Linked DNA regions of Homo sapiens: region 1 is linked to region 2. The links are chromatin contacts, found by Hi-C or POLR2A ChIA-PET in ENCODE. All regions are on one chromosome and are shown on one strand. The core of a region is the stretch at or near the end of the contact, and the rest is flanking DNA. Distances in the headings are between cores, read along the strand shown. Region 1 overlaps DFFA (DNA fragmentation factor subunit alpha). Region 2 holds the start of PGD (phosphogluconate dehydrogenase).

Evidence for each region. A loop is a pair of places that touch in the nucleus more often than their neighbours do. ChIA-PET counts read pairs that join two places held with the same protein, here RNA polymerase II (POLR2A). Pooled maps may share reads with other maps.
Region 1: POLR2A ChIA-PET joins it to region 2 with 15 read pairs in H1. The contact joins the enhancer-like site here to the promoter of PGD in region 2. A Hi-C loop is called at or near these places in 1 of 50 pooled maps. POLR2A ChIA-PET finds 5 or more read pairs at or near these places in 9 of 52 experiments (AG04450, BJ, Caco-2 and 6 more).

Annotation. Positions count from the first base shown.
Region 1 is chr1:10,457,106-10,461,902 of GRCh38, reverse strand. It overlaps DFFA (DNA fragmentation factor subunit alpha), which reads left to right. Exons shown (of 6, transcript NM_004401.3): 6 at 201-4,797. The coding sequence ends at 413. Among named protein-coding and RNA genes, the nearest start is that of CORT, 9.5 kb to the right of the region's middle. Within about 2 kb of position 2,627, at least 4 of the 41 ENCODE cell types and tissues checked have a DNase peak (open chromatin) inside an H3K27ac peak, as active enhancers do.
Region 2 is chr1:10,397,505-10,402,239 of GRCh38, reverse strand. PGD (phosphogluconate dehydrogenase) reads right to left here and starts at 3,176. Exons shown (of 13, transcript NM_002631.4): 1 at 3,115-3,176; 2 at 2,536-2,611; 3 at 1,668-1,847. The coding sequence starts at 3,122. RefSeq lists silencers at 2,410-2,586, 2,679-2,998 and an enhancer at 3,479-3,788.

The sequences.
Region 1 (4,797 bases), core at 1,378-3,877, 60 kb before region 2:
AGCCTGGGTGACAGAGCGAGACTCCGTCTCAAAAAACAAAAAGCCCGTGGCAATTAATGGTAAAGGAAACCCGGCATTTCAGTGTAAAGAGGTAACATAAACGGATACTGCCTCATTGCACTCCCCAAAAGAGAGTCAGGAGAGCAGCAGGAGAGGCGCACAGAAGGCCCAGTTCTCAGGGGTTTTTATTCTTGCTGCAGTTGGTTACCAAGGAAGACCCCAAAGCACTGGCTGTTGCCTTGAACTGGGACATAAAGAAGACGGAGACTGTTCAGGAGGCCTGTGAGCGGGAGCTCGCCCTGCGCCTGCAGCAGACGCAGAGCTTGCATTCTCTCCGGAGCATCTCAGCAAGCAAGGCCTCACCACCTGGTGACCTGCAGAATCCTAAGCGAGCCAGACAGGATCCCACATAGCAGCAGCGGGAAGTGTGCCAAGGAAGCTCTGTGGCGTTGTGTTATTGGTAGACACCCTCAGCCTCATCATTTGACTACCTATGTACTACTCTACCCCCTGCCTTAGAGCACCTTCCAGAGAAGCTATTCCAGGTCTCAACATACGCCGTTCCACCAATTTTTTTTTTAGCCCCACCAGCTTCAGGACTTCTGCCAATTTTGAATGATATAGCTGCACCAACAATATCCCGCCTCCTCTAATTACATATGATGTTCTCTGTTCAAAAGTAATTGGCAGTGATTGGCCAGGCGCAGTGGCTCACGCCTGTAATCCCAGCACTGGGAGGCCGAGGGGGGCGGATCGTGAAGTCAGGAGATCGAGACCATCCTGGCTAACATGGTGAAACCCTGTCTCTACTAAAAATACAAAAAAAATTAGCCAGCCATGGTGGCGGGCGCCTGTAATCCCAGCTACTTGGGAGGCTGAGGCAGGAGAATGGCATGAACCTGGGAGGCAGAGCTTGCAGTGAGCTGAGATTGCGCCACTGCACTCCAGCCTGGGCAACAGAGCGAGACTCCGTCTCAAAAAAAAAAAAAAAAAAAGTAATTGGCAGTGACTATGGGCGCACTGCCTAACATTTAGCCCTGCCCCATATGGAACATGTTAAAAAAAAAAAAAGCCAGGCCGAGCGTGTTGGCTCACGCTTGTAATCCCAGCACTTTGGGAGGCCGAGGCGGGTGGATCACGAGGTCAGGAGATCGAGACCATCCTGGCTAACACAGTGAAACGTGTTTTTACTAAAAGTACAAAAAACTAGCTGGGCGTGGTGGCAGGAGCCTGTAGTCCCAGCTACTCGGGAGGCTGAGGCAGGAGAATTGCTTGAACCGGGGAGGCAGAAGTTGCAGTGAGCCGAGATTATGCCACTGTACTCCAGCCTGGGTGACAGAGTGACACTCTGTCTCAAAAAAAAAAAAAAAAAGGACAGGCACGACAGTGGCTCACACCTTTGATCCCAGCACTTTGGAGGCCGATGCAGGCGGATCACATGAGGTCAGGAGTTCAAGACCAACCTGGCCAATATGGTGAAACCCCGTCTCTACTAAAAATACAAAAATTAGCTGGGCATGATGGCGGGTGCCTGTAATCCCAGCTACTCGGTAGGCAGAGGTTGCAGTGAGCTGAGAGCGCACCACTGCACTCCAGCCTGGGTGACAGAGCTAGACTCCGTATCTCAAGAAAAAAAAAAAGTTTTGTTTTGTTTTTTTGAGACAGAGTCTCACTCTGTCACCTAGTCTGGAGTGCAGTGGCACATTCTCGGCTCACTGCAACCCCCACCTCCCAGGTTCAAGCGATTCTCCTGTTTCAGCCTCCTGAGCAGCTGGGATTACAGGCACGTGCCACCATGCCCGGCTAATTTTTGTATTTTTAGTAGAGACAGGGTTTTGTCACATTGGCCAGGCTGGTCTCAAACTCCTGACCTCAGGTGATCCACCCACCTCAGCCTCCCAAAGTGCTGGGATTACAGGTGTGAGCCACCACCCCTGGCCAGAAAAAAAAGCTTTTAAATAAAGTAATTGTCAGCTTAGGCAACATAGCAAGACCCTGTCTCTACAAAAAAAAAATTTAAGTTAGCCAGGCATGGTGGCACTGACCTATAATCCTAGCTACTCTGGAGGCTAAGGCGAGAGTATCACTTGAGCCCAGGAGCTCAAGGCTGATCATGCCACCATACTCCAGCCTGGATGATAGAGTAAGACCCTACTTTTTTTTTTTTTTTTTTAAAAAGGTAACCATCAAGGGCAATGAAAAGAAATGGTCGTATTTCCAATTCATTATCCTTATTCTGAAGATAGTACGGCAGAATTTTAAGCAGAGATAGTGGTGAAGATGGTGACATTATAGAGTGTTGACTATGGCCACAATCTTGTTTCTCCAGTTAATGAATTTTTTTATGTGTTTGTTTAAAGATACATATTAAGCTTGTAGACCATAGGGACATACGGAGAGTCCATTGCTAATATCTCACTCAGTATTGTGAAATTCTATCTCACCACCGTGAAACTCTTCAGTTTTCTAATTGCTTTATCAGCAGGGGGTATAAAAGGTCATGAAAGCAATTTCCACATGCTGTGGCTCCAGGTCTCTGGGTGTGAAGCAGAGCAAGCCTGGTTTGTCCTCCTCCTGTCTCCACACAGACGGCTTCTGCAGGTTTGGTAATCTACAGTACACTCCTTGCAGGGAAAAGGTGATGAGTCATCATGGACTTATTTGACCACTTTTTATGCATGCTTAGAGGAAAACAGAATACTGTTAAGAGATTCATCTGCTAGTTATTAAGTAAAGAAATATCACAATAGGCCGGGCGCAGTGGCTCACACCTGTAATCCCAGCATTTTGGGAGGCCAAGGTGGGCGGATCACCTGAGGTCAGGAGTTCGAGACCAGCCTAGCCAACATGGTGAAACCCCGTCTCTACTGAAATTATAAAAAATTAGCCGGGTGTAGTGGTACACGCCTGTAGTCCCAGTTACTTGGGAGGCTGAGGCATGAGAATTGCTTGAACCCAGGAAGTGGAGGTGGAGGTGAGCCGAAATTGTGCCACTGTACTCCAGCCTGCAACAGAGTGAGACACTGTCACACAAAAAAGAAAGAAATATCACAATATGTCACAATAGGCCGGGCGCAGTGGCTCACACCTGCAGTCCCAGCACTTTGGGAGGCCAAGGCAGATGGATCACCTGAGGTCAGGAGTTTGAGACCAGCCTGGCCAACGTGACAAAACCCAGTCTACTAAAAATACAAAAATTAGCCAGGCGTGATGGTGGGCACCTGTAATCCCAGCTACTCAGGAGGCTGAGACATGAGAATCGCTTGAACCCAGGAGGTGGAGATTGCACTGAGCTGAGATCCTGCCACTGGGCTCCAGCCTGGGTGACAGAATGAGACTCTGTCTTTAAAAAAAAAAAAAAAAGAAAATCACAATAAGTCCTAGGGTAAAGATGGGGGTACAGAAAACAATTAAATAGAACAAAAACAACTGTTTCCTTTTCCTGTGATTCAAGAAGGGCTTAGATCTTCTACTCAGCATCCTTTTACTAATGCCCTCCATTGGCTCTCACCCCAACATTTCCTTTTTTATAGCTTATTTTGTAATGCCTCCTTAATTATCCTTTAATAGAAGCCACCGCTGATAAGCTACCTACACTCATACAGAAGCATTAATATAATGCCCCAGATGTACTGTTTCAGGGCAAAAAGGAAAATAATTTCCAACAAAGTGGTGTGTGTTTCACTGTCAGATGCTTGCACTTACACACGGAATCGCTGTGCATCCGACAGAGGCTGATTGGCACATGGGGCACGGGGATTGTCAGCTCAAACACCGTCAGCAGCGTTGCCCTTGGAAATGGGATTTCCCAGAACAGTAAACGTGTCTGTCCTTGATTTACAGAGTAGCTACATTCCTAGGAAATCCAGGGTACATTAAAACTCACCATGTTACCCAGGCTGGTCTCAAACTCCAGGCCTCAAGCAATCCTCCCACATCAGCTTCCCAGAATTTTGGGATTACAGGCATGAGCCACCACACCCAGCCAGAATATTTTATTTCTGTTAGACACACAGAGCGTTCGTTGACTCGTCTGGGCGTTAGTGTTAATATTCTGTACTTGAAGCAAGCCCACCAAGCGGCTGAACTGGGTGGATAATGGAAAATGTCCTGTGGATTTGGGAGTGAGACAAACCGGCTTGAGTCTAACCTCTCAGTTAGTCTAAGGCTCCAAGCTTGAAAGGGTTAAATGAAGTACTATATTTGTTTTGTTTCGTTTTCGTTTTGTTTGAGGCTTTGCTCTGTTGCCCAGGCTGGAGTGTAGTGGCACAATCTCTGCTCACTGCAACCTCCATCTCCCAGGTTCAGGCGATTCTCTTGCCTCAGCCTCCAGAGTAGCTGGGATTACAGGTGCCCGCCACCACACCCGGCTAAGTTTTTTTTGGTATTTTTAGTAGACACAGGGTTTCACCATGTTGGCTAGACTGGTCTCAAACTCCTGACCTCAAGTGATCCACCTGCCTTGGCCTCCCAAAGTGCTGGGAGTATAGGTGGTGAGCCACCACGCCTGGCCTAAATGAAGTACCACATGACCGACAGACCGACCTGGGGAACATAGCAAGACCCCATCTCTACAAAAATGTAAAAAATAAAAATTAGCCGGGTGTAGTGGTACATGCCTGTAATCCTAGATACTCGGGAGGCTAAGGCAGAAGGATCACTTGAGCCCAGGAGTTCGAGGCTACAATGAGCTGTGATCGTGCCACTGCACTCCATCCTGGGTGGCAGAGTGAGGCCCTGTCTCAAAATAAATAATCCAGTCCCCCCCAAGAAAGGAATGAAGTGCTATAATGAGAA
Region 2 (4,735 bases), core at 1,927-4,426:
TATACAGATTAAACACTGACTATAATGTGTCTAGAAGAGAGTGGGGATTCAGTAAATACATATCAAATGGTTTAGTGTATGAATGAATGATTTTATGACAACAGTTCGGAGGTCAGGAAGAGACAGAGCCTTGAACATGAATATCTACCTACAGCACACCAACCAGGCTGGGCTTTATTATTATTATTACTTTATTAATTAATTAATTAATTTATTTATTTATTTGAGACGGAGTCTCGCACTGTCACCCAGGCTGCAATGCAGTGGTGTGATCTCGGCTCACTGCAAGCTCTGCCTCCCGGGTTCACGCCACTCTCCTGCCTCAGCCTCCCAAGTAGCTGGGACTACAGGCACCCACCACCACGCCTGGCTAATTTTTTGTATTTTTAGTAGAGATGGGGTTTCACCGTGTTAGCTAGGATGGTCTCGATCTCCTGACCTCATGATCCACCCACCTCTGCCTCCCAAAGTGCTGGGATTACAGGCGTGAGCCACCGCGCCCAGCCTGGGCTTCATTATATTATTCAATCTTCCCCCTACAAGGCTCCAGTTAACATTACTTAGTATTTTCCTATACTGAAGAATAATCCACCATTTTTCAGTTTTCTCTGTCTGAAACTGATTACAGGCAGCTTGCCACACAAAAAATTTAGTATGTCCTTTTTTTAAACTCAGTGTTCTTCCTTTCTAGGTCATTTGATTGAAAAACAGTGGCATACTGGTTACAAATCCTTCTCCCTGTGGAAACAACCCCACTGTTGACACGACTCCTCTAGAAAGGAATGCTCAGCCTCCCCTGAGCTATCACTGCACTGCTTACAGCAAAACATTTCTTCTAAATGGGAGTGCCTGGGTTTTTTCAGAGTTGTTACTATAGAATTATTTTGGGTATCTAAACACATTATTTCCACTGGTTCCCCTACTTTTTTCTTCCAAAAAAGATATACCTGCTAAAGCCAACAAATTGTTTGGTACAAAAATAAGCATCCAGTTCCCTAGGATTCCCTAAGGAGATCTTGATTTTATTTTCATTTTTTTTTTGAGACGGAGTCTCGCTCTGTCGCCAAACTGGAGTGGCACAATCTCAGGTCACTGTAACCTCCACCTCCCAGGTTCAAGTGATTCTCATTCCTCAGCCTCCCGAGTAACTGGGATTACAGGCATGAGCCACAAAGCCCAGCTAATTTTTATATTTTTAGTAGAGACGGGGTTTCACCATGTTGGCCAGGCTGGTCTCGAACCTGGGACCATAAGCTTGTAGCTGGGACCATAAGCTTACACCACCATACCCAGCTAATTTTTTAATTTTATGTAGAGACAGGGTTTCGCCATGTTGCCCAGGCTGGTCTCGAACTCCTGGGCTCAAACGATCCATCTGAACCAGCCTCCCAAAAAGTGCTGGGATTACAGGCCTGAGCCACTGTGCCCCGCCTTAATGTTTATTGAAATGTCTGTTAGTATTCTCAGAATTACTACCACCAAAGGACAAAGTTACTTCATAAGCGCTTATCAAGTTAACCAACACTGCAACAGTTAAGCAATCATTTGGTCAGAGCTTAGCAGAAATTGAAAAAAAAAAATCTCTAGAGTTAAAAGAAGGAGAACTAAAGGAAGAAACCAAAAACAGCTGCTATCGTGGTAGCAGCTGAGAGCACAGCTGGCCTCACCAATTTCTCGATGAAATCATCCACAGCTTGCCCAGCCTTCACCAGGAGGATGATCCGCCGGGGCTTCTTCAGCTTGGAGACCATCTCTTTCAGGGACTGGGCACCCACCACTTTGGTTCCCTTTGCCTCATTGGCCAAGAAATCATCAACTTTGGAGACAGTCCTATTAAAAGCACAGACCTAGAAGGACAAAAGTCCTGAGTAGGAGATCCAGGACACACAAGACTTTCAGACTGTGGCCAAAGTAACAATGACCTTTCCATTCAACCCAAGTTCTGGGGAGGTCAGACCTGCCTTTGCCTTTTCTTCCCCCAGCTGTGGGAGGCTCACTGTAAAGTTATGTCACCTCAGTAGGATGAAAACGGCGGACAACCGAGGCGAAGGCCAACTACCCCCGGTGTGTCAGGTAGAATCCACACCCAACGTGTTAGGACTCAAAATCAAATCCAGGAACTGGCCGGTTCAACAGGCTCTATCTGTTGTTATTGATCATCCTGGCGTCTAAGCCACTTTAACATTTAGAAGAAACATTTTCACTCTCCCCAGATCTCATCAGGCAATCAAGTTAGAGCTCTACACAGCCAGCAAGGGTTCTCCTCCCGCACCCTTCTTCTCTACTTAAGACACTAATTCGTTCATTCGGGCTGTGAACCTCACGGACCCACAGGCACACTCCGCAGGACTAAGTTCGGGATCGGCCCGCCCACGCCTACAGGGTGCTTCTCCTTTCCATACAAAAATGCCACGAGCAGCAACAGAGCACATTAGCAAAGCACGGCCAGGAGACCCGTAAGCTCCCAAACCTATCGCCGGCCTCGGCTAAAGCGCCCGGGAACCAGAGAGAAGACAACGCGCCCACGCCGCTTACCACAAAGCCGTGGTCATTCATGTTCAGAATTAAGTTCTGGCCCATGACGGCCAATCCGATCAGCGCGATGTCAGCTCTAGAGAGGCAGAAACAGAACAAAGGAAAGAGTCAGCACCGCTCGACGCGCTGCAACCCAGGGGTCCGGTCCTTCCACATTTGGCCGTGACTGGGAGTCTGCACTTTCCTCCGCGCCTCCCGCGGGCCCCCAGAAGCCGGGCGCGCACGCTGCAGAGCCTCGGCCGGGCAGGCGGCCCCCAGCCCCGCCCTCGCGCCCGGCTCCCGCTGGCACGCGTCCCGCAGGTGTCCCTGCAGACTCGGCGAGGCCTGGCCGCGCCTCCTCCCTGGCCCTCGAAGGGACCCGCCCCGCCCCATGCCTGCGCGGCCGAGAGGGCAGGGGGCCGGGCCCGCAGGGAAGGAGCTCTGGGCCCGAGACGCCGTAGGGCCAGGGTCACAGAGCCCCAAGTGAGCTCAGGCGACCCCCAGGGTGGGAGGCGTCGGAGAGAACGAGGGAGATCTCGACCCCCAAAGAGTTCCCCGCCCGCTGAGGCCGAGCCGGGCTGCCCCTGGCGAGTCACTCACTGGGCCATGGCGGCGGACAGAGCAGAACCGAAGAGCGGCGACGCGCGGAGGACGAGTGAGGGAAAGACCCGCAGCGGCTCCCTCCAGAAACTGCGGCCGCTCACGCCCGGCTTTTCGGCGCCGGCCAATCGAATGGAAGGGGGTGGAGCCATGAAGCCACACCATTGGCTCTCCCCGACGCCTGTTAGACCATCCGAGGCAAACGTGCCCGCCCACCCCCGGGGGCCGGATCAGTGGAGCGCCGAGCACCTAGATGACATTGCCCCGGCGAGGCTCCGGGCTCCCCGCCCACGCGCAGAGCTTTCCGCTCGTCCCAGCTGCACCTCGGTCCTGCAGGCCGTCCGCCTGGCGCAGCTGTAGCCATAGCAACTCACGCAGGACCGCGCTTTACAGTTTACCAGGCACTCGGACGCCTTTGGCGCGAGCGCCCGTCGCTCCTTCCTCAGGTCACTGCGGTGCACCGTGCGGGTCCGCGTCGTGTCCTCCGCTCCGGAGCAGGGACCGGGCGTGCTCGTTCAGTCCTGTGCGCACTCGGAATGGGGCCGGGGAAGGCTGAGCCTCAGGGCGACCCTGATGTGGAGCCGTGCGACCGCTCACTGCGGTTGAAGAGACCCAGGCGCAGACAGCGCAGGCGGGGTATGTATTGGTTGGAGTATGATGGGGTCAGGACTTGAGTCTTTTACCCAGGCCCGGAGTTAACGGTATTGAACCCCTTCTCATTTTGTAGAGGCTATGTGACCCGCGAGATGGACCAGGTTAAATGCAGAGGCAGATACAAAAAACCAGCCATCTTAAGCCAGACATTTGCAAAGTAGCCAAGCAGCGCTTCTTATCTTACTGAGTCCCTTCTTGCTAGGAGGAAATTGTTATTCAGAAGTTTGAGTTTTAGATTTTTTTTGTTTTTTTTGAGACGGAGTCTCGCACTGTCGCCCGGGCTGGAATGCAGTGGTGTGATCTCAGCTCACTGCACCTTCCGCCTCCCGGGTTCAAGCAATTTTCCTGCCTCAGCCTCCCAAGTAGCTGGGATTACAGGCGCCCGCCACCACGCCCAGCTAATTTTTGTATTTTTAGTAGAGATGGGGTTTCACCATCTTGGCCAGGCTGGTCTCAAACTCCTGACCTCGTGATCCGCCCGCCTTGGCCTCCCAAAGTGCTGAGATTACCGGCGTGAGCCACCGTGCCCGGCCTTTTTTTGATGTCATTGTTGAGATGGAGTCTGGCTGTGTCTCCAGGCTGGAGGGCAGTGGCGCGATCTGGGCTCACTGCAACCTCCACCTCCCAGGTTCAAGCGATTCTCCTGCCTCAGCCTCCCAAGTAGCTGGGACTACAGGTGTGTGCCACCATGCCCAGCTAATGTTTTTATTTTTAGTAGAGACAGGGTTTCACCATGTTGGCCAGGCTGGTCTCGAACTCCTAACCTCAAGTGATCCACCCACCTCAGCCTCCCAAAGTTCTGGGATTAGAGGTGTGAGCCACTGTGCCCGGCCGGTTTTTAATTTTTATAAAGACCAGGTCTTTGCTCTGTTGCCCAGGCTGGAGTGCAGTGGCATGACCATAGCTTACTGCAGCCTTGAACTCCTGAGGTCGAGCAATCTTCTAGCCTCAACTTCCTGAGTAGCTA